Linked DNA regions of Homo sapiens: all the other regions are linked to region 3. Evidence: chromatin loops called from intact Hi-C (ENCODE). Cell type or tissue: heart right ventricle. All regions are shown on one strand. Each heading gives the region's core, and the rest is flanking DNA. Links, peaks and the distances in the headings are about the cores only. Region 1 has its middle 140 kb from the start of LRRC30. Region 2 overlaps LOC105371975 (a long non-coding RNA gene). Region 3 holds the start of LOC105371974 (a long non-coding RNA gene).

Region 1 (10,599 bases), core at 2,712-7,711, 98 kb before region 3:
GCCCAGGTCATTTAACCTTTAGCCCAAGCCGTGGGCGAAAAACTGGAAAGCCTCCCTGCCAGCCCTAGAAGAATCTTATATTTCTTTTTGCCATAGTGCTCACATTGCTGAAAATTAAACACAAAATTTAATTTGTGTTGGTTGCTCAATTACAACAGTTGAACTCACAATCTTTCCAAGTTTCTTATGTAGAAGCCAGGGCATGGACTGGGGGGAAATAGGCTCCTGAAACAGAATGGGAACATCTGGTTGGATGGATTGTCAGATGAAACTAACATCCGAGTCTCAATTACTAGTAGAATTGGCTTGCCCTCCAGTGTCTCAGGAACCTAGGCTTGTTTGCTTGAAAACTCTCTGATAACCTCACCTGGGGCAGATACTTTGAAAGCAGGTGACTATTATCTTCACGACCCTCCATAACCACCCCGTGCTCCTCCTAGCCTCATAACTAGGCTCAATCTCAGGGGTACAGGTATACCTTACGGCCCAGAAAGAAATAAGTTGCACACTAAAAGGATTACAAGCCTTTGCTAATGTATATACTTAGAAACCTGAGAAGCATTTGTGGGAGCAGTTTCTAGGGATGCCAACCTGGGGATGGAGGGAGAAAGCAGTAGATGGGCCAAATTAATGGATCAGCGTTTACCAAAGATTCTGGATTTTGTATGTGAGCTCGTGCCATTGGAGGTGGCTCTAACCGTTTACTTGTTTGCTTGACTAAAACTGGGACTCCACAGTGGCCTACATTTAATGATGCTGAGATGCCTGAGTTTCCCTGGCACAATGTAGAGAAGAGAATCCAAGGATTTAAGGAGACAGGAATTTGGAACTGGATTTTTAGTGTGTGACCTGCACACCCCTCACCCCACAACTACCACGAGAAGGTCCTGTAGACCCTTTCTGTTGTTGTTGTTGTTTTGAGACAGAGTCTCACTCTGTCACCCAGGCTGGAGTGCAGGAGTGCAGGGATGCAATCGTGGCTCACTGCAATCTCCGCCTCCAGGGTTCAAGCAATTCTCCTGCCTCGGCCTCCCAAGTAGCTGTGATTCTAGGTATACCACCACACCTGGCTAATTTTTGTATTTTTAGTAGAAATGGGGTTTCACCATGTTTGCCAGGCTGGTCTTGAACTCCTGACTTCAGGTGATCCACCCACCTCAGCCTCCCAAAGTGCTGGAATTACAGGTGTGAGCCACTATGCCGAGCCCTGTAGACCCTTTCTTTACTAAGGCATTGAGAAATACATTAATGAGGGGAGCACCTGTACTATGGTTTGGCTGTGTCTCCACCCAAATCTCATCTAGAATTGTAGCTTCCATAATTCCCATGTGTTGTGGGAGGGACCCAGTGGGAGTTAATTGAATCATGGGGGCGGTTTCCCCCATACTGTTCTTGTGGTAGTGACTAAGTCTCACGAGGTCTGATAGTTTTATAGGGGAAACCCCTTTTGCTTGGTTCTCATTTCTCTCTTGTCTGCTGCCATGTAAGACGTGCCTTTCACCTTCCACCATGATTGCGAAGCCTCCCCAGCCACGTGGAACTATGAGTTCATTTAACCTCTTTTTCTTTGTAAATTACCCAGTCTTGGGTATGTCTTTATCAGCAGTGTGAAAATGGACTAATACAACCTGAATTCGTAGAAACTCTGTGGTTTCTCTCTGTGGTAGGCCAGGTATGACTGTAGAAGATTTGGCTATCGCAATGGTCTCCTGATTACAATGGGGCTGATGGGAAGCTGTAGTTGCAGTGATTAAGCGGTAGCACTCACCTGAAGACAAGGTGGGTACACCTACTGTGCATGGCAGGTGTTAACCAGAGGCACCAGGAGTATAGCCTCCCTTCTTAGGATTATTGATGAACCATTTATAGCAGATTCAGATAGCAATGTTTGAAGTGTTTGCATCTGGAATGCAGACTTCTGATTAGGGTCTTTCAAATGATGACTAACCATCCCTGGAGTATGGATTTCTAATTTGAAGAGTACTTCAAATGTTAACTGCATCTAGGGAGTAGATTAAAATTAAATTATATCCACATATGTATCACACTGAATATGCTGAAGTGTTTTAAAGTAAATTGTAGGCCATATAATCAACAGTCTTTCTCACGTGACAATAATCAGTTGCAGTGAGAGGCAGCCGCCTCTGTTAGACGGGTGCACACACTCCATTGCACCGCAGTCCCTTGCGTGTCCTGGAACCTCCCTGTACATCAGCTGCCATTTGTCATCACGTTTGCTTTGTCACTTTTCTCATAGATGTGTAAAAAGGGAAGTGGAATATTTATTGTACTATGTCTCTATCAAAAACAGGAAAATAAAAAATAGACCTGGAAAAGTTGCATATTTTGAAATAAAATGGAGACAGTATAGTTATGATTTTTAAAGGCTGTATCTATGCAATTAATATGCAAAGCAAAGTAGATTCATTTGGAAAGAATACAATTTAAGGCACCATGGTAGACTGTCTTTCCAAAGATGCCTCTCACTCCACATGCTCTGCGGTGATGTGACCAACTGCCCCTCAGTGACAGGCAGGAAACAGAGGCAAAGTGGGCTCACAGGTAGGAAACAGAGGCAAGGTGTCTTGCTCAGAGGCCAACAGGTACAGGCCCAAGTCCTCTTATTCCCAGCACAGTGCTCACAAGACAGTAGGCTGAGCAATAGGGGGTCCTGGAAGCTGATGCCATTCCTAGGGTGGTGCCTGGTGGGTAAGGGCAAGTTTGTGGAGGAGGAAAGAGAGAGAGAGAGAAAGAAAGAGAGAGAAACTGAATTGGTGTTTGAATTCAATAGGGCAGATAAAAGTAAGAAGACCAGGTACAAGAATGTAGAGTAGAAAACAAAGACACTTGAATCTGTGCTGACATTAGTGACTTGCTTGATCAATGAGTTGTGAAAGTAACACTCTGGAACTTCTAGGGTGAGGTCCCATTTGAGTCCAGTCAACCCACGAAACATGAGCCATCATAATAAACTGCTGTTTGCAGTCTTTAAGAATGGGCATAGTTTGTCATGCAGCAATTGATAATCCAAACAGACTCCATTATGCAATAGTCCTTTATTGTACTTATTACTTTCTGGCCTGGACCCGTAGGTTGTGAGCCTGGGAACTCCCACCTTAGAGTTCTGTAATTGCTAGAGATTGATGTCACACACCTATCTCAACCAGCACTTACCCATCAGGAGTGTTCGTAGTGCACACACACATATTCAGCTGGTTTCTGTTGGCCAAACCTTTTTTCCTGGGGAAAGAGGGGCCCTCTCCAGCCCTTCCTAACCTTTATCCACCTCAGAGATATGCAGATGAGTTCCTGAGGCCTGCAGGTGCCCTGCAAAGAGGTGTGCCATGTATACTAAGGCATGTTAATTCAGTTTTTTCTACTTTAATAACTGGATTTCCTTCATATTCCTAAAAGACTTTTAAAGGAAGTTAAGTGAGGGTGTTCCACTTTAGAATTTCTTTCTTTTTTTTTTTTTTGATACAGAGTCTCACATTCTGTCACCCAGGCTGGAGTGCAGGGGCACGATCTTGGCTCACTGCAACCTCCACCTCCCAGGTTCAAGCAATTCTCCTGCCTCAGCCTCCCTAGTAGCTGGGAATATAGGAGTGCACCACCTCGCCTGGCTAATTTTTGTATTCTTAGTAGAGATGGGGTTTCACCATGTTGTCCAGGCTGGTCTCAAACTCCTGACCTCAGGTGATCTACCCACCTCAGCCTCCCAAAGTGCTGGGATTACAGGCATGAGCCACCACACCCAGCCTTACTTTCAAATTTCTAAGGGGTACAGTGGCATCACTGTGGCCATACCCTGGTGGGAGAGCATCTAGGACCTGTGACTGTCACCCTAGGGACCCATCCTGAACCCTCATGCTGCCAGCACATGTCTTCTAGCCCTGCACTCTCTCTGACCTCACCTATCTTCCTTCCTTCCTTCCTCCCTGCATTCTTGCATTTGATCTTCTTTTATCACCAATCTAACCTTTTGAATTTCATCACCAATTCAGTTTCTGTCTTTCTCTCTCTCTCTCCAAGCTAGGCCTCACCCACCTGGCACCACCCTGGGAATGGAGCCCCCTCCAGGAGCCCCCGGTGCTCGGCCCAATTCTCTGTGATCCCTGTACTAGGAGTTAGAAGAACTGGGCCTGCGACTGGTGGTGCCATCAATATATCGACGGCCTTGCAGCAAGATGCTTTAGCTCTGTTTCCTCGTCTGGAGACTTAAGGAGAGGCCTGATTCCTGGGCCACATCCAGCGTCACATTCTGTCTTCCACATTCGCCTCCATTGCTCTACTCTGCGCTTCACCCACGGGCCATGCTTCTCTCTCTCACACCCGGGCCAGCTGCCCAAGGGCCTCCTAAGTGCACCCCATCTGGGATAGGTAGCAATAAGGTTCCACTGCAAATATATTTTATTCTTTTCTTCTTAATATACTATTTGCACTCTACCCTGAACTGTTTCAGAAATCTCAGTGAATAGCTGCAAAGATTAAGCCCAACCTTGCTGTAATTTTGGTATTTCAAAAAAGCAATTGCTTCATCCATCATTTAGCTCCGTTCCACCCTAATCAGATCAAGATCACATAATCACCTTTTTCATAACTCGGCAAAACATTTGAGTTCAAATAATGCCTTTACCAAGACCCTGATCTATTGTTTCCAACAATTAAATAGCATTCGTATCAGAGAAGGCCATCTTTTTCCTGCCCAGGCCAGGGCCCTACTTTGGAGGAGTCATACACAGACAGGAAGCCGCGCCCCTTCCTCTTCCTCCACCTGGCCTCCTTGCCAGGACTTGGCTCCGGAAAAGGCCTCTGTGGTCCTAGCTGCTCCGTCTCTGCTCTGTGGGACCTAGGAGCAGGCAGCGTGGAGCTGTCCATGTCATTTGAGGTCTGGCCTCTGCACAGAATCCGGTCCCTGAGTGGGGCCCTCCCACTCCAGCGTTGATCTCATTCTTCTTCCCGAAACCTGCCGGGCCAGCACGGCTCACAAATGCTATCAGCATTCTGCTTCTTCCCTTGCAGATATGCATGGGAACAACTTCTGAATATAAAGACATTAAACAATGAACATTGTTTGCGATAGAATTAGGGCTAAAGCCTGAGCAAAGAGTTGGACGAAATACATCTTTATCTGCACTGTCTCTGATTTAAACAAGGCATAAGATGTTTGTTCAAAACGCTGGCCATATCTGGCTGTGCCTGCCTTTATGAGTCCCTACCCCGCCCCCTCCCATCAGCAGCTGGGAAAAAATGACGTCTTCTCCTGAAAGCAGATGACTTTCCTGCTCTTCTCAGGACACTCTCCCACCAGCAGCAGCCCCGGGGGGTTTCTGAGGGTGGTTGCTGTGTCCTGCTTAAGCTGCCCTGGCTGCTGTCACCAGGCCGGCCACCATTTCTGGGTGGCACAGGTGGGGAGTGCTGCTTTCCCCCAGTCAGAAGAATTTGGCAATAGCCCCCCATCTTCCCAGGCCTCTCTGATCTCTGGTTCCATTTTAATTGAATCCTTTGCAGAATATGCTGGTAACCGATTATACCAGCAAAGTCATCAGAGTGATATTTACATGTCATTAATAAGGCCAGGGAGGAAGGGATGGTGGGGGAAGCTGTGACAGGGGAAGAGGAGAGGGAGGAGAGCAGCTCAGGGCAGAGTGTGGACTGGGGCCAGGTCCTCAGGTTGTGAGTCTGGAGCGAGTCAGACACCTGGCCGGGGAGGGAAAGTGGATGGGTCTTAAATAGTGAGTTCCTTTCAGCATCGTCCTTTTGTTTCTTGCCCATCCTCAGTATCCTGAGCCCCCAGAGCCCTCTGACCTTCCTGATCATTTCCTTGTGTCTTGCAGATAAAAGAAGAAGGCAACCTGCATTTGTGTGCAAGCCTGTGTTTGCCTGCGGCCCTCATGCCCTCTGTCCCCACACCTAGATGGATGCTTCCTGAAAAGGTGTTCTCAGTAGCCACTGTGCTCCTCCGGTGGAACCCCTACCCCCCCACTGTCTGCACAATCCATCTGAGAAACCACACACGTGAGAAGGGGCACAGGATCAGCCAGGCAGATAAGGAGCCATGGCTTGCTGCAGCGGGGGACCCTCCTCACTTTGAGGGTAGCGGCCTTGTTGATAGTCGCATCTTCCTCAGCACCTGCGTGTACGGTCCTGTCCGCTGGAATGGCTCCTGCACACTGGAATGGGAGAGGGTGAAGTCTTTTCTGGGAGTTGCTTTCCAGGGAGGTCAAAGAACCCAGCTGTGCTCTAACTTTTTTTTTTCATTGATTTAGAAATATTTCAGGGAAATGGGGTCCAAACAGTGGCACAGAGTAAACATTAATAATAAGGGACCTACGATGTGAGTGCTGTAAACACGCCCAGGCCCCTGCATGCCTTGGACTTACGGGCTTTTCTGCCTGCCCATCATGGTAACTCCACTGAGCCTGATGGGCATGACCTAAATAGGGCACCTATTTAGCTTTCCTCATAGGAATGGGTGCTTGGCTCCATACACACATCTGTAATAATCAGGCGCCCTGATCACAATACAGCGGTGCAGCAGGAATACGCACGCTCCGTTCAGCGAGCACCCTGAAAACCATTACACTGCTAATTATAAACACAGGCTGCCAAAGCCCAGCTTCCTTCTATTCTTCTTACATCCTGCAGATGGCCAAACTTAGGAACTCGTCATCTGATTCCCCTGGAATGGCAGCTGGTGGCTTGATCTGTCAGTGTTTGGGGTTGGGGCTGGATAGAATCTGTGATAGACCAGGTCTCTAATCACAGTGTGGTTTCCATCTCTAAATGGTCAAGGTAACATGGCACATCCCTCTGGTCTTGGCAAGAAAAAGAGCAGACCTCTTGGAACCCACAATGGAGCACTGCAGGTAGATAAATATGTAACCCTTTTTGTTCCTTGGGTGTCCCCAGCTCTACTATAGTTTTGTTCCAAAGGACCTTCCTGCCTTTGAATGTGACTCCCCAGAGTTGGGAGAGTTGCTTAGAAATGGTATGGGCTGATCATTTCATCAACCCAGAGGCATAAGCATGTGAACTTGGTCTAAACAGTCTTTTTTAAAACCAGAGCTTGGGATCAACTTTCAAGAACTATGGTGATTGGCTCCCTCCAGTCACCACAGTTCTTGAAAGTTGCATGGTGACAGCTCAGCCTCCTCCCTCCTGACTGGGTGCAGAGCATTGAAACTGTGTCCTTCCAAGCCCTGGGGAACAGAGCTGATTAATGGGTCTGGATATTTTTTTTCATTATTATTTTTAATATGGCTGGAAATCTGGCAGGCTGCAGGTATCCAGCAGAGAATCAAAATGAGAAAATGTTTAATACTGTTGGTTCAGGTTTCTAAGAGCAGAGGAAGGATTAAGGACTTGGGGGTCAAAGAAGTGCTTTAGATGCTGCATTGCCCTTCCTAGCTGTGTGACCTCAGGCGGGTTCCTTAATCCCTCTGGGCTCCAATATTTTCTTCCTGTAAAATGAAGCTTGTTTTGGGAGCTTTTCCATTATTATTATTATTCTTTTTTTTTGAGACTGTCACCCAGGCTGGAGTGCAGTGGCGCAATCCCGGCTCACTGCAACCTCCGCCTCCTGGGTTCAAGCAATTCTCTGCCTCAGCCTCCCGAGTAGCTGGGATTACAGGTGCCCACCATCATGCCCGGCTAATTTTTTGTATTTTTACTAGAGACATGGTTTCACTATCTTGGCCAGGCTGATCTTGAACTCCTGACCTCATGATCTACCCGCCTCAGCCTCCCAAAGTGCTGGGATTACAGGCGTGAGCCACCGCGCCTGGCCGGGCTTTTCCATAGTTAATACTAGCTATTAAATCATTTGACCCCTATTGGCTGTCCACTCATGCTAGGGGATGTTCCAGTTGTTGAAGACAAAACATCAGGTCTCCGCCCTCAGCGGGAGAGCAGGGCACAGACGTGTCCACCAGCAAACAGCATTGTCTTACAGTGCACCAGACACAGCTGCACCTCCCAGGTCCCCTCAGGAAAGAGCTTGCAGAGAGCCATCTTACCAGGGTCTCACCCTTCCTGGGCAACTTGCAGTCAGTTACCCAGCAAGGAGAGGGTATAAAGGCCCAGCCATTTGGCCATTTTGGCCCCACCCAGGATAACACTGAGGGTGATTTGTGCTCCAGACCCCCCCTGCTGGCTTGGTAGGGCCTGAGTTGCATTTGGACTTTTTCTACCCAATCCTGCTTTGTCCTCTCCTTTTGAAAACAGGTGCCCATCTGCAAAGCCCATCCTGTCCTCCAAACTCCAAAGTAGCTTCTACTTTCAGAGAACCCGACCGCCATCTAGCAGAGGGGCAAGCAAGGACAACGAGGTGTCTGAGTGGAGGCAGGCACTCAGGGAGCCGCTCGGAGCCCGTTCTAGTGACTTGGTTATTTCTGCCAGTACTGCTATTGCCTGGGAGTGCCTGCAGACCTGAGTTTGGTTTCCTCCACAGGAAACAAGAGCTTGTGCACGGGTAGTTTATTTGTTAGGTAACTCCAGGAAGCAAGAGAAAGAAGTCGGGAGAGAAAGGGGGGATGGCGAAATTCACATGGTGGCCAGGTGTTGCTGAACTGCCTGACCCGTGGCTAACTGGGGCTCAGTCTCCACTGGGGTCCCGCTAAGGAAATTATAGATATGCCTCTGGGTTTCCTTCTATTTCTTTCTAGTCACTGACTCCCAACCCTTTCTGATGGATGGCTCCCTCTCCTTCTCTCTCCCCACTTCAGGGTTGTCTTGTTTGGCTGAGTGAGCTCTGGGGGCGTTGAAGAAAGACCTGGGGCTAAAAGGAGTAAAAGATGCAGAGGGCACTTGGAGTGGCACCACTGGCAGCATGGCAAGTCGTGCCATCCACAGCAGCAGCTGGAACAGGGGCCGAGGGGCATGGGATGGGGCCTGCTGGTCGCCACAGCCTGTTAGCTCCTGTACCTTTCTTGAGTTGCTGCCAGGAACTACCCTGTTGGTGGCTACCCTGATCTTCCCATGGGGATACAAATGACACATGGAGGCTAAGCTTGGCGGCAGACAGCCTGCTGGGATAAGCCAGAGGGGGCAGCAGCTTAGAGTCTGTGCAGCTCAGGCTGTCGGTGCACAGTTCCAGGTGGGCAGTGCTGTGGTTCTGTGTGCAGGCTCAGGAGCCAAACGGTGTTGGTTCAAATCCTGGCTCTGCCACTTATTAACTAGGAGCCTTTAGGTGAGCTCCTTACCGTGTCTCACCTGTAGGATAGGGAAAATGAAAGCACTTAGGAAAATGAAACCACTGTAGAGGGTGGTTGTGAGGCTTGCATGAAATGAAGCCTGGGAAGCACTTTGTCCAGGGCTGGCGGGGAGATGGAGGCAATACTTGGTAGAGGTTAGAATCATTAGATCTTTTACTCAGTATCCTTCCTGCAAAGGAAGTCAACATAGAGCTCTTTCCCACACACTGCAACTGCGTAGTATCACTCTATTGTCCGCTTTAATAGCACCCACAATTGCAAGCATGTAAATACAGCCACAGTTGTGAGAAGTAGCCCTGGAATCATTTCTTTCTCCTCTACTATGTAACGGGCAAAAGAGCCATTGTTGAAATAAAGAATAGCCTGTGCCCCTTCCCCACCTCAAGCTTCTGGGGCAAGGTCCATTGCCAACTTAGAGTCTCTCTGAGGTCACTTACATCTATAATTGCTTCAGAATAATTGTTTTAATGCTTGCACCGAAATCACCCTTTATGCTCCATGAAACAAACAGCTTTAAAGTCATCTTTCAGCAGCTTTATTTTGTGTTTACTAAATTACTTATTCCACAATAAACCTGATGAGAGGCATGCTTCATTATTCTTAAGTTCTACTCTAGCAAAAGTATAATAAATGTGGATTCAAGCACTTCTGGGTTGCTTGTCTATTTCATTCATCCTTTCATTCCTTCCCTCCCTCTCAGCATCTTGCTTTATCCTGGATGCTGACACCTCCTGTCCTGTGGAGACGGGGGTCATTTTGTAGAAGGAGGTAACCCCCCCAGTCTGGGTAGTTTTCATCAACCCTCTAAAGGGTGTAAAATCAGGACAATAGAAGAGCAGATAGTAGTACAAAATAGTTAAAATCAAACTCTGAATTCAGGCTAACGTTCAAAGATTGACTATGCCTCTTGGGAAGGAGTTTTTTTGGGGGTTAGCAATATCTATTTCACTGTATAAAGCACCTACCACAATGTCCAGCACCTATTAAGCTAAAAGGAGAGTCCTCTTCCAACTAAAGCATGGAATATTGGAACTAAAAAAGGTTTTGAATTTAGACACATGTGATTGAAGTCTCAGACAGAACATATCCAGCATGTCTTTGACAGGTGAAGCCAGCTAGACATCCTGGGTTGAGGGGGGACATGGAGAACTTTTCTGTCTAGCTAGAGGATTGTAAATGCACCAATCAGCGCTCTGTGTCTAGCTAAAGGATTGTAAACGCACCAATCAGCACTCTGTAAAAACGCACCAATCAGTGCTCTGTGTCTAGCTAAAGGTTTGTAAACACACCAATCAGCACTCTGTAAAACAGAGCAATCAGCACTCTGTAAAACGGACCAATCAGCGCTCTGTAAAATGGACTCATCAGCAGGACATGGGTGGGG
Region 2 (10,599 bases), core at 3,762-8,761, 52 kb before region 3:
TCAGTTCTGAGTTGTCATGGCAGGCTGGAGAGTGAAGCAAATGATAGGAACGGAAACAAACATGGAAACAGCAGAAGAAGAGGAGGTCAGGAGACCCAGAGGGAAGGTTCAGCTGGAGGTGGAGAAAACAAAGTAACAGTGTCATGAGAACCCGGCAGGAGAAAAGCTAAGACTCTCACCAAACCTGCGTAGGAGGTGTTTGTTGTGCCTTCCAGGTGGTGATGAGTTAAAACCTGAGTGTTTTTATTACACTGTGTGACTGCTACTGTTTTGAGTACTTGTTTTGCAGACTCTAGGAAATGCAATAGCTGTGAAGTTCCTTTTTTCTCTTGTTAGAAGTAATAAGTTACTCTGCTGGAACTACTGGTATTCCAAAATGTAGAATAGGTTAGAAATGATTTTCTCTTTCAGTTCATTTTATATTCTTCCTCCTTGCTCCTTGAGGAACTTGATCCTTTTATGCTGAACCTATCTTTTGATTCGGGACAGAAATCGAGGATTTCTCAACTTAGGAACTATGGACACTTGGGGCTGAAACATTCTTTTTCTTTTATTTGAACATCATAAGATGTTCAGCAACCTCCCTGGCCTCCACCCACCAGGTGCCAGTAGCAACCCTCCTTCCACAGCTGCGACAATAAAAAATGTCTCCGGACATTGCCCGTTGTCCCTGGGAGCAAAATCTCCCATTTGAGAACCACTGTGATAAGCTCATTAATACGAAGGTGTAGCGACTTAATATGTTATTTCTTCAATGAATCTTTCCCTTTTGCAAGTGGAACTAAGAAGCCACGCAGGCCCGCAGAAATATCAATTTCTTGATTTTTCTGCAGCCCAATGAATCTCTACTTTAAGCTTCCTGATGGCAGAAATACAATCCATATAATGGATAGACTTGGTCATCTTCAGGATTGGATTTGACCAATTCATTTCAGGGTTTCTCCTTGAGTCCTGGGCCATTTGCACAGTGTTGTGACATCAGTCAGGAGGGAGCTGGGCTTCTTGTCACCACCTCCCATATAGCTAGAGGGGAGGCAGCCAGTGTCTACTTCTCTTGTTTCATCTTCGCCTCCTTACCTTCCCTCTTTGCAAGCTTGGAGGAGGGAGGGGGAAAGGAAAGGATCTTGAGCTTAAAAGCCAAGAATCTACTGTCTTTGTTCTCTGGTTCTGCGAGGATAACTTCCCCCTAAGACAGTGATGAATCATTGCTAGCTGCCTGGGTGGAGGAAGGCCCTGGGGCCCAGTGGAGAAATTGCCTGGAAAGAGAACACATGGCTTAATATCCTCCTGCCCTCCTCTCTTGGCACTCCTCTGTCTGCAGGTACCACTGCTCTGGGGATACATACAAAGCAGCAGTTTCCAGGCAGGGCTCCATAAGCCATATGATACTGCACAGGGGCCCTTCATGGATCTCATTCCACCGGGCTTTTGGATGGATAAATACAGGTCATAGGTATGGAACTTAAAAAATCCATTTCTCATCATCAGTCATCAAAACTACATTGAAATACATATTATAAAGCAGCATCTCTTCCACATCTCTACAGACCTGTGGATTACAATGAGAAATCTGGGAAGGTGTGTCAATATGAAGCCGAATGTTACTAAATGTATGTATTTGACCTATAGAGAACAATCATTCCCTTTATACTGGGGACACAGTAAGACAGTGAAAAATAGCACTGCCTTCCCACACCTATATTTAAGAATAAACAGCATCGAGCATTTATCCAGCACTGAAGAGCCTACCTCATATGGTCTTATAATTACCAAGATAACTATCTTTCTTTAACCCTCCACACCTCCTACCCTATCCTTCCTCACAGTGATGAGCTTGCTTCCAATTTCACTGGGAAAATAGAAGCGGTGAGAACAGAGCTCACACAAGCTCCATCTGCCTGTGCCTGTGTTCCTTGTCTCTCTCCTGGTATCTGGAGGAACTGCCCAGGTTCCCAGCAAGACTAGACCCATCCTCATCAGACCCATCTCTTCTCGTCCTTAAGAATTCCTTCATGCAAATGGATGGGCGTGGTGGTGGTTAACGCCTGTAATCCCAGCACTTTGGGAGGCCGAGGCGGGTGGATCACTTGAGATCAGGAGTTCAAGACCAGCCTGGCCAACATGGTGAAACGTCGTCTCTACCAAAAATACAAAAATTAGCCAGGTGTGGTGGTGAGTGCCCAGCTACTTAGGAGACTGAGGCAGGAGAATCACTTGAACCTGGGAGGCGGAGCTTGCAGTGAGCCGAGATCGTGCCACTGCACTCCAACCTGGGTGACAGAGCGAGACTCCATCTCAAAAAAAAAAAAAAAAAAAAAAAAAGAATTCTTTCATGCAATTAATTCTCCTGGAAGTAAATTCACTCTTTCCTGTCTTGTCAGTCTTTTTATTGTTTTTTCCACATCAGAAGAGTAAACAAAATTTATTTTCTTCCATATCAAAGGGGGAAAAAACCCTCTATGGACTTTGTCTTTCCTCCACTACCACTTGCTTTCTCTCCCTCCTCAGGGAGGGAGAAACCCCTCAGCAGGGTTGCTTAGTATTGCCTTCTCTGTTCTTTCATCAACTTGCCTGGTCAGCTTTGTGAGCAAAGGCACCAGGAATCTGCAGTTGCTAAGCCCCAGAGTCAGCACCCACTGCCCAGTCTCAAACATCACTCCCTTCTTCCTGACACTCTCTCTCCACTTGGAATCCAGAATCCCACAGTCTCTTCTCTTCCTCCCATTCTGCCTCGGTCTCCCGGCCATTTCCCTTTTTCTCCCACCTCTGCATATGGCAGAGTCTTTGGATGTGCTCTTGCTGTCTCTTGGAGAGCTCAGCTAGTTTTTTGACTTCAAATGCTCCTACTTACTGGTAACACCCCAAATTTATGTCTCCAGCCTGGACTTCAGACTTCAGTACACATCTACCTGCTTGGAATCTCCATCTGGATGCCTACAGACATCTGAAATGAAAATGCTTCGCCGGGTGCGGTGGCTTACGCCTGTAATCCCAACACTTCTGGAGGCCGAGACGGCCGGATCACAAGGTCAGGAGATCGAGACCATCCTGACTAACACGGTGAAACACCCGTCTCTACTAAAAATACAAAAAAATTAGCCAGGTGTGGCGGCGGGCGCCTGTAGTCCCAGCTACTCGGGGAGGCTGAGGCAGGGGAATGGCGTGAACCCAGGAGGCGGGGCTTGCAGTGAGCCGAGATCCTGCCACTGCACTCCAGCCTGGGTGACTGAGCGAGACTCGTCTCCAAAAAAAAAAAAAAAAAAAAAAAAGAGAGAGAGAGAGAAAAAAGAAAAGAAAATGTCTCAAGCAGAGCTCCTGCTCTCCCCCACCCACCTACCCCACCACTTCAAACCCGCCTCTCTACTTTGTCACCTGAGTGAATTGCAATTCTATCCTGCTGATTGATCAAGCCAAACACCAATGAGCAATTCTTGACTCTCTCCCGTAATCTATTAATACATGAGATCCATTGGCAATTTCTATCAGTTTTACCTTCAAAATTTATCCAAAATCTGAACACTTCTCACTTTCTGCACTGCCACCATCCTGGTGAGCCCACCATCCCGCCATTGACATTGCCCCCTCTCATCTCAATGCAAGAGGTGGGTTTGAATGGAGGTTCAAACTCGCATTAGACCTGTGGTCCTCACACATTTGGTCTCAGAATACTTTCTTCCCTTAGAAGTGAGCGACTGGAGACCCCTAAAAGCTCTTGCCTATGTGGATTATATTTATTGATATTGCTGTATTAGAAATTAAAGCTAATCGCTTCTTGGCCTTTTGGCTAAGATCAAGTGTAAGAAATTAAAGCTGAAGTTTAAAAAATAATTCATTTTAAATAATAATAATAAACCTATTGCATGTTAACATAAGTAAAACAAATTTATAAAAAATAACTCAGCTGGGAGTGGTGGCTCACGCTTGTAATCCCAGCACTTTGGCAGGCCAAGGCGGGTGGATCACAAGGTCAGGAATTCGAGACCATCCTGGCTAACACGGTGAAAACCCGTCTCTACTACAAATACAAAAAATTAGCCAGGCATGATGGCAGGCACCTGTAATCCCAGCCTCTCAGGAGGCTGAGGCAGGAGAATCGCTTGAACCCAGGAGGCGGAGCTTACAGTGAGCCAAGATCGTGCCACTGCACTCCAGCCTGGGCGACAGAGCGAGACTCTGTCTCAAAAAGAAAAAAAAAAACAAAAAAAAACAAAAAAACACTATTTTCCAAAACAAAAAAAAAAACTGAGAAAAGTAGCAGTATATATTTTTGGAGAGCACATTTTGTAAGTTTCTTTAATGTCTGGATTAATAGATGAATTCTCCATTTTCTACTTTGAATCTGTTGCAATATATGTCGTGTAGCCTCTAGAAAACTCAACTGTGTAATTAAGAGAGAATGAGAACAAAAAGGGAAAATCATGTCTTATATTACTATGAAAATAATTTTGACCTCATGGGGATCTCTGAAAAAGTGTCGGGGGCTCCAGGAGTCACCCGATCATGCTTTGAAAAATGCTGGGGTAGAGCACATCACACTTCCGCTCAAAACCCTGCAAAGGCTTCCAGACATAGGATGAATAACAGCCAGTGTCCTGACAGTGGGCTTCAAGAACCCGCATGGCCAGTGCCCTCCCTTCCTCTGTCCCTGGCACAGTGGCCACCCTGTGGGTCCTCGGACATTCTGGGCATGCTCCTGCCTCAGGATCCTTGCACCTTCTGTTCCCTCAGCCTAGTACACTTTTCCTTTGGTATCTTCTTGGCTGGCTCCCTCATCTCATTTCAGGATTTTACTCAGACGTCACCTGTTCAGTGAGGTTTACCTGGATGTCTCTCTAGTACTGCAACACTGCCCCTCCCCCACAGCTCCTTTGATGCTCCCCAACTCCCCCACCTACTTTATTTTTGCCTTAGCATCAATCTCCATCTAACTTACTGCTCATTTTACAATTTATTTTTGTTTACTTCTCCTCCACCTCCAATCACATCCTCACTAGACTGTGGGCACTAGAATGGTACAGTACATAGTAGGCGCTGAATAAAATTAGAAGCATGAATGAGCAAATGAATGTCTACATTCTAGCTGAGGAAGTAGAAACTTAGGGAGGGCACGACTTTCCCTGAGTCACAGAGCTAGTGGATAATACAGCTGAGTCCTGGAGGCGGGTCTGCTGGCTGCAAAGTCTGGGCTCTTTCAACCACACAGCCAAAAATGCAGGCACATGTGCACATTCAATTGCATGATTGAGTTCAGGCTGACTCAGACGTCAGGTGTTTTCAAGGTCTAAAGGTGCACCCCTCTTTGGAATGCCCCTGGCGATGGTGGAATATACTGTCTTCATTCTACAGATGAGGACAGTGACCCAGAGATGTAACTGACTTGCCTAGAGTCACAGGATCCACAGCAGGAGTGAGAACCCCGTGGGGCTTCCTAATCCAGCGCTCCAAGGAAATGCAAGGATATTGGTCATGGGTGACTCAATTTAACCAACAGTAGCTTGGTTAGACAATCTGCCTTTGGATTCATTCATAGTTAATTTCTTCATGTTTGCTTGGATTCATGATGCCATAATTCATGCTGTCTGGTATGGTTTGGCTACAGAGACATGCAATAGGGCATGTATTTTGTGGTTTGGTGACAAATCAGGACACACGTGCAGTGCTGCTGTGAGCCAAGCCAGTTTCCTCAGGGTCAAGGCCTTGGCTGCTGAGCTCAGGTGCAAAACGCCTCTGCTCGAGCTGCTTAGAGCTGTGACCACTGCAAGAACTCACGCACTCCTCAGTGCAGCCATGAGCTGGTGATGACGATTCCAACTCAAGCTTGGAATGTCTAAGTAACTTGATAAAATTTGGAAGCTAGTGAGAAAACCAAGGGCACAACATACATCTTTCTGATTCTAAACTTCCTGCTACTGGCACCTCTTAAAGTAGATTTAATGTGCCTGGCACTCCAAGTTCATAGGAAAAGCAGGAAGAGAGGGCTTAACTCACCCCCACACAGCATCCCTAGGAGGGAGTCATGTTAGACAAGGAGAGGAAGGGAGTAGGCCTTATCTGCTGGCCTTTTCTTATACTTCTCTTCCTGTGTCTTATGTCAGATTTCCTTTCAAATACTCCAGGGGAAAAAAAAAGGTGTGTGTGTGTGTGTGTGTGTGTGTGTGTGTGTGTGCTGGGGAAGGGACTTAGATGAAACAAGATTGACAAAATGTTGATGACTTTGAAGCTAGATAATGGAGCTGTGAGGATTCATTACACTATTCTCTTTATTTTGTGGATGTTCAGAATTTTTCATAATAAAAGGAAAAAGGGAAAGGAGATGCAGCTAAAAAAATGCTAATCCTCTGGTTGTTTATAATCATGAAATACAGGAAGTATTCAAAATATCTAACAATAAGGGATAAATTAAATAAAAAAGCCTGCATCTGATCCATGCATTTAGGTGGCTGTAATAATATAAATGTAATTTGTTGATGCTGAGACTATCCAAATGTGCTAGCCACAAATAAATAGTAATATTTAGGAAAAGATTTATATCAAAATCTCATTTCGATTTTAGGTGCATATTTTTATGTATATGCTTGTGTTTGTATATGCATTGAAAGAGATCTGGAAATAGTAGCTCTTCCTGCGAAGACTTAACTTTATATACTTAGGTAATGTGTAAATTTTCCAAATAAGAGTGAATCACTATTGCAGTTAAAATGTTTGACATTTTCTAAAAGCAGGTCAGAAAATGCCATGTATAATATCATCACATTTTTGTTTTTTATAAAAAGCAAGGAAAAAGAAGAGCATCGGAGTTGGATCCTGGACATAGGATGTGGACCAGAGCACATCAGCTGGGGGCATTCTGGGAGAAAACCTTGGACCTGTCACATTTCTGTTTACCCAGAACACAGAGCTGGGGAGGGGGTTTTAGTGCCCAGTGCAGTGCTGGACTCAGCTGATACTTAACTAAATTTAAAAAGCTCCCCACTACTCTGCCCTGGGAATGTGCATTCCCTGAACAGAGGGGAGAATTGAGTTCATTATTTCCTAGACTGGAAAGCTCTGATGAAAAGGAGATCTCCTTTGAAGAGAGAAAGGCAGCAATGAACAGAACAGCAGGAGGAAGTCAGCTCCTGAGAGTACTGCCGGCATCTGTCTAGTTGACAGCTCTACCAAGTAACAACGTGCAGCACCTTCCAGGGGAGAGGGAGCTGGGGCTGCCGATGCACTTTTACTCAAAGGAAAGGCCAGAGTATAAAGTAAACAACTGCATTAGAATGCCATATGCACTCTGTGCAGGTTAGTTACGCACTCAAGGGGGTTGTAATTGTAGACATAATTGTAGCAGCAGATTCATGGTGTCCGGCTAAATGGAAAATCTGTAATTCAGACCACGAAGTAGGCAGCTGGGTTTGTTGCTTTAGATAACATAAATGTAAGGTCAGATGTGCTACAGTGTGAAGCTCCCAACCGTATCCGTTTGCCATCATGGAGAAGATATGCTAATATGTCAATGCAATACTAATGGGACTCCATGGATTCTATTACTCAAGTGTCTCCAATCAATTAGGGGTTTTAACTTAGTCATACAGACATAAATATCCTTTAATACCAATTAAGGCCACTGTTCATCATCATGATGGCTTTATCATGGTGTGTGTTTTGTTTTGGTTTGGGTTTTTTTTGCTGCTGAAATTTTAACAGGGAGGAAGACAAGACATTCTGGACAGAGTGGAAGATTCCTGGTCCCTCGACCCACACTGGTGTCAAAGAATGAAAATCACTCTCGTGCTGTAAGTGTTCCATCTTCAAGTGCTCCTTAAGTTTGGGGAAGGCGAAAGAATTCAATGGGACAAATATTTTTCAATAACCTATTTTGAGTGAGGAACTCTGCTAGGACCTAGACTTTATTTGTTACACCAAATACATAAATAAATTGAAAGCCCTCATCTTCTGATATGGTTTTCAAAGCTAAATAGCATGGTTATCAGTATTGCTCATTGGTATTAAAAATTACAACCCCTGCTTCAGGATTTAATTGAATCTATGACAAGGAGAAAACTCAATTCCAGAATCATGTTCATATTGCTTCTACTGTCACAACCTTTCCCTTCTTTCCCATATAAAAATCTGCAGCAGGGGACTTTTCTGTTCCAATTGCCCTGCAATGGCATGATCCTCCTTGGGATATGTTGTGTGCAATTTCAGGGAGTTCTCAGAGTCCCTGACACCTTTGTCTGAATCCCAGGTTAAAATAAGTATAAGTGAATACTGTTCATCTGACCATCTATCCAGCCATCTATCCATCCATCCATCCATCCATCCATGCCCCATCCAACCTCCTATCCATCCTGCCACCCATCCATTCATCCAACTATCCATCCATCCATCCATCTCTCCATCCTCCCACCCATCCATTCATCCAACTGTCCATCCATCATCCATCTACCCATCCTCCTATCCATTATCCCATCCACTCAATTCTTCCATCCATCCATCTACCCAACCATCTACCCATCCACCCATCCATCCATCCATCCACCCACCCATCCATTCTCCCATTTATTCATCTACCTGTTCACCTGTGAAACTCATTTTTACCCATCTTAGGAAGTGGAAATTGCCCTGAGACAAGGAAGACATTTGGTAAATCACAACTGACATCACATACATATTTAAATATTTATTAAAACTCATAAGGAGTTATATACATTTCAGATGTTATATAATAAATATTCAGATCAATATGTTCAATGGAATCAATGTTCCAAACATTTGTATTGTATACGTAATCAATAAAAAATGTTAAGCATCCTCAATATATAAAAATACATTCGGCCAGGAGCGGTGGCTCACGCCTGTAATCCCAGCACTTTGGGAGACTGAGGTGAGGGGATCACGAGGTCAGGAGATTGAGACCATCCTGACTAACATGGTGAAACCCCGTCTCTACTAAAAACAAATACAAAAAAATTAGCTAGGCGTGGTGGCCGGTGCCTGTAGTCCCAGCTACTCGGGAGGCTGAGGCAGGAGAATGGTGTGAACCAGGGAAGCGGAGCTTGCAGTGAGCCGAGATCACACCACTGTGCTCCAGCCTGGGCGACAGAGCGGGATTCCATCAAAAAAAAAAAATTCTACATATTTAGATGTATACGTATATAAATGCTAATATGTTATACAAATCATAAAGCATACATAAATCACAAATGTTTGAAGGATGACTTTAAACTAAATGGAAAGTCCTAATATTTTCTGCCCTCACGCTAATGATCATACTGTGTATCTTGGAGGTACACATTTCACCCTAGAGGCCCTGAGTTTGATGTTACTTTTTGCTGCCTGCTTGCATGAGTAGCAAATCCCATATTCTACACTTGAGGAGTTCTAAGAAATAAATACTTCTATTTTCTCCTGGACTCTTTGTTGGAAAGTGATATTTCCCTTGTCCTTTCATGTGAGCAGAGAGTGTTTTCTTGAAATGTATGGGGTGATCAACCTCTTTGTCCTCATAAGTTCAGTTTAACAGGAACTGGACACATTATAGGCAATAGGACAATGCCTCAGCATTCATGGAGCTTGGAGGTTTATCAGGGAGACGAACACACAGATGGTTACGGCAGTGTGCTGAGGGCTGTTTGGGAGCACAGACGAAGGCGCTGTAGGTTGTCCATCCCTGTCCTTCAGCAGATTGATGGTAAGACTCAGGCCACCGCCTAGACTTGCCATCGAGCTGCCTCTAAGAACTGTTGCTTCTTTGTAAACCCCAGTTAAATCACAAATTAGACTTCCGTACCAGAACTCCTATGTTGCATTCCTTGGCCATTTTGAGAGGAGAAACAAGCATATACATACAGAATAAACTAGCCATTCAACTACGTTCCTATAGTTCTTCCATCAATTCACTTACTTTTCCACCATTATCAATGTTGTCATCAACAGCCCACCTCTCTCCACAGTGGGTAGTGGCATCCCTAAACCATTATATCAATTAAAAAAATGAGGAATGGGCCGGGCGCGGTGCCTCTTGCCTGTAATCCCAGCACTTTGGGAGGCCGAGGTGGGGAGATCATCTGAGGTCAGAAGTTTGAGACAAGTCTGGCCAGCATGGCCGAAAACCCCGTCTCTACTAAAAATACAAAAATTAGCTGGGTGTGGTGGCAGACGGTGCCTGTAATCCCAGCTACTCGGGAAGCTGAGAATCACTTGAGCCCAGGAGGCGGAGGTTGCAGTGAGCCAAGATCGTGCCACTGCACTCCAGCCTGGGCGACAGAGTGAGACTCCATCTCAAACAAAAAAAAAATTGAGTAACGGAGACCACCAGAGACTTATGGTAAAGTGAGGGAGTGCAGGAGAGCTTTGTTTCCTCCCACGGAGATAAGAGGAGTGCCCCCCCCCCATTTTATTTGCCCTCACCCACCACAGCGCCTGGGACCTAATAGGATTTCTACCAATGTTGGATGAAGGCAACTGGACATGAGTAGTTCTGGATGTAAGTCAGCTTTTAGGGCAGAAGTGAAAAATTAGGTTGGGGAGACCTACAGACAGCGATGGAGCTTGGAATACTAAAACGAAGATAAGTGACCAGGGTAAGTTTTTGAAGCAAACGTGGGCAAT
Region 3 (10,599 bases), core at 3,505-8,504:
TCTTCATTATTATGAGGAATTCTGCTGCACAAATCATATGTTACTCTTCAGAACAAACCATCATGGTAGACAGTTGGTGTCTGCATCATCAATAGTCCCTTCCTTTGGAAGACTGCCTTGCCCCAGTTCCTGCTGATTTGCCCCAGCTCCTGTTGATTTGCCCCAGCTCCTGTTGATTCTGGGTTTGTGGTGGGGATTCCAATCATATTCCTGAACACCCGACTAACCGCCCTGCAAAATCCTAACACCAGCCTCACACCTGATGACAGGTCAAAGTAGGGAAATGTCACCCAAGCTGGGCCAATGAGAATTGGCCCTGGGAATTCTCTATACTGAAGCAGGAGTGAGCGGCTCTTTCCTCTGGGGTTGCTACTCTTGACAGGACATAAGCCTGGTTTTAGCAGTACCCCATGACAAATAGATCTAATCTGTTTGGATTAGGGTGAGGGAAAGAAGCCAATTTACGAAGATAAGCAAAGATAGACTGGGAGAGAGAGAGAGAGAGAGAAAACGGTGACATTTGCCTCACTGTACCCACCTTTCCCTAAGACCATCTCTCCAACTATCTCCTCAGTCACATGCGTGGACAAATCCTCTTTTCTTCATTTCCATATTAGCCTAAAGAGCTAGATTCTGGAGAAGAGGGTGGTGGTGGTGATGGGCTGTGGAAAGGTGGGGCACCACCTTGCAGTGAGTATCAGCCCTTTGCTTGGATGTGCCAGGAAAGGTTAACAGGGGGTCTGGAGTGGTCCCGTGGTGTCCTGGGTCAGTCTCATGTGAGCTGGGCTACCAGGTAGGACAGCCACAGTGGCTGGCTGTGCATGGCTTTCTAGCATATAGCTTCTATTCCCGATTCTTTCAATCTAGCCAAGGAGATAAGACTTAACACTCCAAGTAATAGAGAACAATCGGGGCATGCTGGTCAGTCCTCCAGCATTCACAGCATGCCCATTGATGCTGCAGGGCTGTGGAGATGAGGGACAGGTGAACTTGTAGAGTCACTGGGCTGTCACTTCGTCTTGTAGGTCCTTGATCATGGACCAGCCTGAAGGCTGACTAGAGTTGGTTCTCAAATGGAATCCCAACTGTTTAGGTGACAGGATAAAGCTATTATTCTCTTGACCCTTTAGAATTAGAATAGCTCGCAGTGTTTGATTCCTACTTTTCTTGAAGGTTCTTCTTTTTGTCTTACTCTGTAATTTTCCCAAGGATTATTAGGGTGACACCAAAAGTGCAGGGCAGACTCTGTGCTACTCCTGGTTTTGGCCAAACAGGGCACCTCTCTCTCACACTGTAGAGAAAAGTGTGTCTGCGGCCGGGAGCAGTGGCTCACGCCTGTAATCCCAGCACTTTGGGAGGCCAAGGTGGGTGGATCACGAGGTCAGGAGTTCGAGACCAGCCTGACCAACATGGTGAAACCCCGTCTCTACAAAAGATGCAAAAAAGGTAGCCAGGTGTGGTGGCAGGTGCCTGTAATCCCAGCTAGTCAGGGGGCTGAGGCAGGGGAATTGCTTGAACCAGGGATATGGAGGTTGCAGTGAGCCGAGATCATGCTACTGCACTCCAGCCTGGGTGACAGAGTGAGACTCCATCACACACACAAAAAAAAATTGTGTCTGCTTCCCATGAGGTCAAACGGGGGATGCTGATACTTGTTCTACCTACCTCACAGTATTATTGTGACAACCAATGAGGCAGTCCATGAGATAGCACTAAAGAAGAGCAAATAGCATAAAAAGTATTATCCATTGATGCCTCTCAGCTCCAACACCAGACACTTTACCCAAATCAAAGAATTATAACCTTGCAAATTTGCTCTGCATGGTTCAGCATGGTCCTTTCTCAGAAATGCCAGGACCAGATGGATGAGGTGGCCTCCATCCAGCCACTGTCATGGCCGATGATCTTGACAGGTCCTTTGACTTTTCAGTATTTACTCTGAAAGAACTTATGCAAGAAATCATAAATGAGACACTATAATAAAGCATTTGTTTAACTCTCTCCAATGTATAAAACTTTTATATTTACAAACTCACAAGATAATGCATCTTTAAAACAGATTAAAACTTTTTTAAAAAGATAAAGAGGGGGAAATAGAGCAGAGAGAAAAAGCATATCTGTGGCAAGCACTCTTCAAAACAATTTAAAGTCTCAGGGACTAAATTCTTTCCCTACATTATCAGGAACCCCTGGGAAGACAGAATTGATGTGGCCACCTCAATCCATCCCATGTGGGTACTTACATCTGGAGTGAAATAGTGAACAGCTTTTAAAGAGATGAATCCTCATTTCAGGAATGAATATTAAATTTCACATTTCATAAAAGTCTTGAGCCAGATCTACTACATGAAAAGTGACTCTCAGTTATTGTCATCTGCAATGAAAGAGGGAACCCTCCACTTGTTTCTTATTTGCATTGCCTGGATCATATTGGCAAAAAAAAAAAAAGCCATTTTCTCCTCATTTTCACCTCAGCTGTCCCTTGTATACTAAAGACACTATAAGGATATTTTAAACTCTGGCAGGGCAAAGAGGTCTCTGCATCTCTCATCTCTCAATATTTATCTAAATCTAACTTTGGTCATCAAGAAATGTATAGAATATGGTCTCCTGAGCTTCTTAAAACTTGTCTACCTAGTAAATGTGGTAAAATAAGACTAACCCTGTTGAATAAAGTGACTTTATGGTGGGGTATGCCTTTTTGTCTATATTTCCTCCCATCCTCAGAATGAATATGGGTTTGCTCAGGAAAACAAAGACCATTCTAGTTAGGTCAAGCAGGAAGGGATTTCATGGAGGGGCCTGGGTGCTTATCACACTATTGGAAGTCTAAAGGAGCAACAATCTAGGGGCCACCATGACATTCAGGTTTGCTGTTAGAGTTAAGAGTTGATGTTGCCTAGAGTGGATGAAACTAGAGACAATTGCTACAGAGTTCACAGACCCTCTGTAGACATGACATAAACAAGATGTCGAGGCTGAGGCTGCTGAATAACTCCTGTCTGGCGAGAGCATGACCATAACTTCCAGAGAAAGAGACAAAACAGGGCTTCTGTCACGCTTCCACTTTCCAAATATCAAGTGAGTTTATCTCATTGATAGGATTAAAGATGTATGCAAAGCACCTGTAGCAAGGGAGAAGGGGAAATGTCGTTTTCAAGCTTCTGGGCTGTGAAGCATAAGAAAAAGCAGAAGGCAATATATTGCCAAAGATAAACCAGACATAACCTTCATCTTAAATATTTCTGGTCTGGTGGCCAGGCACGGTGGCTCACGCCTGTAATCTCAGCACTTTGGGAGGCCGAGGTGGGAGGATCACGAGGTCAGGAGATCGACACCACGGTGAAACCCTGTCTCTACTAAAAATACAAAAAATTAGCTGGGCGTGGTGGCGGGCACCTGTAGTCCCAGCTACTTGGGAGGCTGAGGCAGGAGAGTGGTGTGAACCTGGAAGGCGGAGCTTGCAGTGAGCCAAGATGGTGCCACTGCACTCCAGCCTGGAAGACAGAGGGAGACTCTGTCTCAAAAAAAAAAAATTCTGGTCTGGTATCTTTCCTTCACCAACCACCCACCTTCCTGTCTCTCTCAGCCACTGTAGGCTTCAGGTTGGTCTTGCCCATTGTTGCTTGTTGTCCAATGCATTTCTTAGATAAAAGGCAGTGGCCACGTAGTCTTCAAAATAATTTCCCGTTCACTTCCGTTTTTTCTCCTTTGGACCTCAACCTTCCCAATCCCTTCTACCTCTACTTTCCCCAAATTTAGAAAAAATGCAGGCCAGGTGTGGTGGCTTACGCTTGTAATCCTAGCAACTTGGGAGGTCAAGGCAGTTGGATCACCTGAGGTCAGGAGTTCGAGACCAGCCTGGCCAACATGGTGAAACCCTGTCTCAACTAAATATACAAAAATTAGCTAGGAAACCCTGTCTCTACTAAAAATACAAAAATTAGCTGGGCGTGGTGGCGGGCACCTGTAATCCCAGGCTGAGGCAGGGGAATCGCTTGAACCCAGGAGGCGGAGGTTGCAGTGAGCCGAGATTGTGCCATTGCACTCCACCGTGGGCAACAGAGTGAGATTCCATCTCAAAAAAATAAAGAAAAAATGCAGGCCAGCCTCGGTGGCTCACGCCTGTAATCCCAGCACTTTGGGAGGCTGAGGTGGGTGGATCACCTGAAGTCAGGAGTTCAAGACCAGCCTGGCAAACATGGCGAAACTCCGTCTCTACTAAAAATACAAAAATTAGTTGGGGATGGTGGCACAGGCCTGTAATCCCAGCTACTCGGGAGGCTGAGGCACCCAGGAGGCGGAGGCTGCAGTGAGCCAAGATCATGCCACTGCACTCCAGCCTAGGTGACAGAGAAAGACTGTCTCAAAAAAAAGAAAGAAAAAGAAAAGAAAAAAATGCATAAGTAAACATCCTATCAAAGAATGGAAATGCCAATACCTATGAAATTGATTAGATTTAACAAGGAAGATGTTACCATCATGATGAAAGCTGTTGAAAAGCATAGTAGCTAGGTCTAGTTTAAAAGTGCATTAATTCAACGCAACATGTACATTTTCATGCAACAAAAGACCCACAGTGGCATTTTGACATGCTTCCCTCCCCTTGGATCCGATTTGTATGAAAAGTAAAACCATACTAAGAGACCATGAAGATGTCATGGGTGCGGGGGCTGTGACAAGATAGAGTGAGGAAATTTTATAAGGAACTTCTGGCAAAAGAGAGGAAATAAGCTGTGCTATGGTGTGACCTTTAGTGAAATTTTATGTCACATTTGAGCAATAAAAGGAAATGAGTCAACCGACTCCCTTCTCCCGTCTAGGCTGGGAGCCATGTGCTGAGGACCAATACTCCAGTCCCACTCGCTCCCTCTCCCGCCACTGCTAGGCTGGGTCACAGCCCAGGGGGGTGAGAATGCGGTTCTGTGAGTGTGCCAGGGACTCAACTATTGTCTCAGGGCTCCAAATCCCGTCCGCGCTCTGCCCTCTGAGGGTGGGGTTGAACTGTGAGCCACATCCTTGCTGTGCCTCCAGCTTCCTGTCAGGCTGTGCCAGTGGAAGGTGCTAGAAGGAACTGGTAAGGAGGGGAGCAAGGAGGGACTTGATTTTCCTGTCCATTCCCCATTCTTGAGTGTTCACACTCCCTCCCAGCCGTGTCAGTCCCTCACCATAGCAGCAGCTGAATCCAGTTTGCAGTGTTCCTAACACTCACAGAACCAACCTCATCACACACACCCGGAGACCGGCAGCAGCTGAGCAGCTCTGCGGGCCCCTGAGCTTTTAGGTCCTGGTGTCTCCAGCCTCAGGGGTGGCAGCCGCTCCCTGCTGTTACCTCCTCCCTGGCATCCACCATTATCCTTTTGTTTTTTTAGTTCCCCAGCTTCAACCGAATGCATGGTTTACAATTCTTTATTATTACATTGTCTCTCTTCAGATAACTGGTGTGGCTTCTGTTCCCTGGCTGAACGCTGGCTGATACCATAAACAAAATGGAGTTTTTGGAATAGTGGAGGCTTTGCATGAGTATTTGCTGAATGAATGAGTGAGTGAAGGAGTGAGTGAGCCAGTGCTCCCACTGCTGTCTGTAGCTGTCCATGCCCTTTGCACCTCGCAGGAGGAAACCAAGGCGCAGCTTAGAGCCCTCAGCCTCAGACTCAGCCTCCCTCGCCTTGTTGCCGCGACTTTCATCCAGCTTTGGGGCTCCCTCCTGTGGGCTCTGCTGGTCTCAGACAGGGCAGCAGACACAGTCTGGGCACCCCAGGGTAAACATAGCCCCGGCCAGATGCGCCCTTGTGTCTGCACGAGGCCACTTGGAGCTAACGGGGAGGGCCAGTCGAGCTCTGCGTGTAAAACACAGCGTTTCTGTTGTTTCTGCCAGGCCTTCACATACAGCTCCCAAACTCCGGCAAATCTCAAACGTAAATACCCTGCTCTAGGAAAGAAAGTAGCCAGGGGGAGAAGTCTGGTTGACTATTACCCAATTGAAGTCCCACAGTAGGAAGTAAATGAACCTGATTAAAGAAAATGGAGTACATTTCTGGCTTGGCAGAGAAAAAAATATATAAATAAATTTTTATATGGGCCTGAAATTTTCCCTTGTTACTTACTTAGGGGCTGGAATCCTAAAACGAGAGTGCCACCTGCTGACCATCGTCAGACTCCGATCCGAGCGTCGCGGGTATTTCAAGGCAGGTGCCCTGAGTGGCACAATGGGGGCCAAAGCATTCTATGTGAACACCGCACAAAGGATTCTAGGCGTGACTGCCGTGGCCATGTAGTTTCCACAGGGTGTTTGGCGCTGCCCAGAGTATGTGGACTTGTTACCTGTCCAGCACCAGGCACTCCTCTGTAAAAGTGCCTCTGTGAGGCCGGGCCCGGTGGCTCACGCCTGTAATCCCAGCACTTTGGGAGGCCCAGGCGGGCGGATCACCTGAGATCAGGAGTGGGAGACCAGCCTGGCCAACATGGTGAAACACTGACTCTACTAAAAATACAAAAATTAGCCGGCATCGTGGGGTGCGCCTGTAATCCCAGCTACCCAGGAGGCTGAGGCAGGAGAATCACTGGAATCCGGGAGGCAGAGGCTGCAGTGAGCCAAGATCGCACCACTGCACTCCAGCCAGGGCGACAGAGCAAGACTCTGAAAGAAAAAAAAAAAAAAAAAGGCCAGGCGCGGTGGCTCACGCCTATAATCCCAGCACTTTGGGAGGCCGAGACGTGTGGATCACGAGGTCAGGAGATCGAGACCATCCTGGCTAAAATGGTGAAACCCCGTCTCTACTAAAAATACAAAAAATTAGCCAGCGTCGTGGCAGGCGCCTGTAATCCCAGCTACCCAGGAGGCTGAGGCAGGAGAATCGCTGGAACCCGGGAGGCAGAGGCTGCAGTGAGCCGAGATCGCACCACTGCACTCCAGCCAGGGCAACAGAGCAAGACTCCGGAAAAAAAAGAAAAAAAAAGTGCCTCCGTGGAACATCTGGAGTATCCCTGCTTTCTGACAAAACTCTTGGCAGATGAAACTGAAACGGCACAGTTCATGAGTGGAAATAAGTGATTATGGCTTTGGATTAGATACAATAAGTAGATTAAAGAACCTGTGCCAGGGAACCATAGTGTGGTAGAGCCAGAAGGAAGCCTTCGAATATTCTTTGTGAGAAAGCCATAGTGAGCCTTATTTTTCAAAATAATTTCAACCTTTATTTTATACGCAAGGGGTACAAGTGCAGGTTTGTTACCGGGGTATATTGTGTGATGCTGAGGTTTGGAGTATGAATGATCCCATTACCCAGGGACTGAGCACAGTGCCCATTAGGTAGTTTTTCAGTCATTACGCCCTTCTGTCCCTCCCCACTCTTGCAGTCCCCAGTGTTGACTGTTCCCTTCTTTATGTCCGTGAGTACTCAATGTTTGGCTCCCACTTATTATTTTTTTTTTTTTGAGACTGAGTGTCACTCTGTCACCCAAGCTGGAGTGCAATGGACTCCACTCACTGCAACCTCTACCTCCCGATTTTAAGCGATTATCCTGCCTCAGCCTCCTGAGTAGTTGGGACTACATGCGCCCACCACCACGCCCAGTTAATGTCTGTATTTTTAGTAGAGATGGGGTTTCATTGTGTTGGCCAGTCTGATCTCGAACTCCTGACCTCAAGTGACCCACCTGCCTCGGCCTCCCAAAATGCTGGGATTGCAGGCATGAGCCACCGCGCCTGGCCTTGGCTCCCACTTATAAGTGAGAACATGTGGTATTTGCTTACGTTTCTGCATTAATTTGCTCAGGATAATGGCCTCCAGCTGCATCCATGTTGCTACAAAGGACATGATTTTGTTCTCTTTATGGCTATATAGTATTCCACAGTGTACATGTACACATTCCACATTTTTTTTAATCCTATCCATTGTGAATGACCATCTGGCTTGATTCCATGTCTTTGATATTGTGGATAGTGACCATGAATCTTATGAATGAGGGCAGTGGTTGACAGTTTGTAGTTGCCATTTTAGGGTATTGGAAAGGATGGTCCCATGTAAGAGCTTTGAAACTACTGGTGATGATGAGGATGATGATGATGGTGATAATAAATAGTGCTTGTTAGCCCCCTCCCTGAGGGGAGGTGAGACACATTTCCCAGTCAGTTTCCGAAACCCCCAATAAAAAATGTAGTACTTCTAGACAAAATTAAATGAGGATTAAAATGCAAATATGCCACAGAACAGAAAAAAACATAGACTCATTTGTGTAACTCCAAAGAGCAAAGTGTTTGCAATTAAATGACTTCCTGAAACAAGTTTTGGAGTGGTGCATGTGTGTGAGGACTGTCTGGCCTGGGTGAGCTAGAGATGAAAACCTGAAAAGGAATCGGGGGTGGGGATTTATTCCAAAGGCCAAAGGAAACACAAAAGGCTGGAGCGGCGCTTGACAGAGTCCTCCTGGCCATGACGTGATCACCATGGCTGATCTCAGATACATGCCGTGGGACGCTAGAACATGACTTTGCTTTCCTGCCAACTCAGCTCTTCTGCTGCCTGGCCTGGGAGAGTGTGAGGAGGGGTCTGTGAAAGCCACAGTCTTGCTTACAAACCAATAATACATAGAATCTCCAGGATAACATAATACCATGGTCTCCAAAGTATAGGATCATTCTCTGTTAAGTTTTCTTTTCAACTTTTTACTGCTTTATATTTATTTCATTGGAACTTATTCAGTATTGACATTGTTTGGACATTTTTCTTCTCCAGATCTCATGTTGAAATGTTATCTCTAATGTTGGAGGTGGGTCTTGTTGGAGGTGTTTGGCTCATGGGGGGCAGATCCCCAGTGAATGGCTGGTTGCCATCCCCGTGGTGATGAGTGAGTTCTCACTCTATTAGCTCGCGTGACAGCTGGTTGTTAAAGGGATACTGGAACCTCCCTCCCCTCTCTCTGTCTTGCTCCCTCTCTCACTATGTGACACGCCCACTCCCATCTTCTGCCATGAGTAAAAGCTTCCTGAGGCCTCACCAGAATCAGAAGCTGGTACCACATTTCTTGTACAGTCTGCAGAAAGAACTGTGAGCCAAATAAACCTCTTTTCTTTATAAATTACCCATCCTTGGGTATTCCTTTATAGCAACACAAAATGGATGAATGCAACAACTTTCTGGTAGGTATGTGATTTACCTGCTGTCCTACCACCAATTAAATTATATATATATATATATATATATATATACCACCAATTAAATATATATATATATATACATATAGCCCACATGTACTCATGCCATCTCTCTCTATCTACCATAAAATTCGTGAGTCTCTATTGATTGACACATAAGCAGAATCAAGTGATATTCACAGCAAGACACCACAGGAGCTTAAGGTGCTTCTGAATCATCAATGATTGGATTACATTCAGTGAAATTTTAGTGTCAAGTCTATTTTCTTGTGTTCTAATATTCTAAAATTGAACATCCACATTGCCAAATGTGACATTTGGTGACTCACTGTCAGCAAGGATATCAATTGACCAGCATTCCTCTTCAAGTGTGCCTACAGCTCATTGCAAGAGGGGGAAAATCAAATCAAATTAGTTCCTTTGTGGATATAACATTTTCACTTCAATAATAATTGAAGGCTTTCTGGGCAAGAGAAATATATCTTAAGGTAAAATCTCAAAAAAATTTAAGAATATCAAAGCATGTCAGTCATAATAGATATTTTTGTAACAATGATAACATTTTGACTTAGCAAAATTATATGGAGAGCCTACGGTACCTGACTTTGTGCTCCTCATCAGCAACATGGGGGAGAAAGAGTGGCTAAGATGTGGTCTTTCCTCCTCTGGGTACATTGTCAAAAACTGCCTCCTTCTGCAATCTCTCCATCCCATATTACTAACTATACCATTCACCCTGATTTATTTCTCCCCATAGCAGTAAATACTATCTGAAGTAATATATGATTGTTTACAAAGCAAAATAATGTAACACACCACTATTATGCATTTCTTCCTTATTGGTTTTCTTTCTCTCCTGGGAGAACACAAGGTCCATGAGAGAAGAGACTTTGTGTCATTTTGTGCTGAGTCCTCAGTGATGGGAAATAAGGTAAGTGTTCAATAATTATTCGTTGATGCCGGAATGATGATTGAACAAATCTATGTCAATACATATTTTAGTTTTTTTATACTGGGTAACTTTTTTATTTCGTATAAACCCAGATGTTTCTGATTTATGCAAAACAATTATTAAAATTTAGTAGGTACTTTAATTGTTATGCATAACACATTTATAAAAATGAAACATTTTGTAAGCCGTATATATCTTCCTAATTCATTCATTTCCTACCAAATTATGTGTCTCACATTATTAAACACATCCCTTGGGCAACCATCTTTTCCTTTGTAGTCATTGCAGTCATTTCACATTAAGATATATAAACTGCAGAAATATCATTAATTTGAAACAGGTCAGGTCCCGGACATTTATGGTAAGTGATCTACTGTGCAACCATTTACCGAGTGAATACTGTAAGCCAGGCAAGGGCCAGCACTTTGCATATGTTCAATTTTAACTGCATAAAAACTCTAAAAATAAATAATATCTGCATTTTGCAGAT

What was found. A loop is a pair of places that touch in the nucleus more often than their neighbours do. Peaks named below come from ENCODE experiments on the same cell type or tissue, not always from the same donor. Only the 100,000 strongest peaks of a DNase experiment are listed, where the experiment ranks them.
Region 1: a loop joins it to region 3, with 6 times the contacts of the local background. A loop is called at or near these places in 20 of 110 quality-filtered maps.
Region 2: it touches region 3 in a loop (9-fold over the local background); 3 of 110 quality-filtered maps call a loop at or near these places.

What each region holds. Positions count from the first base shown.
Region 1 is chr18:7,365,225-7,375,823 of GRCh38, reverse strand. No RefSeq gene overlaps it. Among named protein-coding and RNA genes, the nearest start is that of LRRC30, 140 kb to the right of the region's middle. In heart right ventricle, for the core only: no CTCF peak of the experiment used is centred there; DNase peaks (open chromatin) are centred at 4,833, 5,233 and 6,626; H3K4me3 peaks cover 1,117 bases; H3K27ac peaks cover 5,000 bases.
Region 2 is chr18:7,319,861-7,330,459 of GRCh38, reverse strand. It overlaps LOC105371975 (a long non-coding RNA gene), which reads left to right. Exons shown (of 3, transcript XR_935123.1): 3 at 2,880-3,011. Among named protein-coding and RNA genes, the nearest start is that of LRRC30, 94 kb to the right of the region's middle. In heart right ventricle, for the core only: no CTCF peak of the experiment used is centred there; no DNase peak of the experiment used is centred there; H3K27ac peaks cover 2,696 bases.
Region 3 is chr18:7,268,009-7,278,607 of GRCh38, reverse strand. It overlaps LOC105371974 (a long non-coding RNA gene), which reads right to left and starts at 6,209. Exons shown (of 4, transcript XR_935121.4): 1 at 6,108-6,209; 2 at 1,804-1,947; 3 at 1,666-1,712; 4 at 1-1,085. It overlaps LOC105371973 (a long non-coding RNA gene), which reads left to right and starts at 10,005. Exons shown (of 4, transcript XR_935118.2): 1 at 10,005-10,088. In heart right ventricle, for the core only: CTCF peaks have their summits at 5,759 and 6,121 (motif pointing left); DNase peaks (open chromatin) are centred at 4,937, 5,727 and 6,177; H3K4me3 peaks cover 1,366 bases; H3K27ac peaks cover 2,221 bases.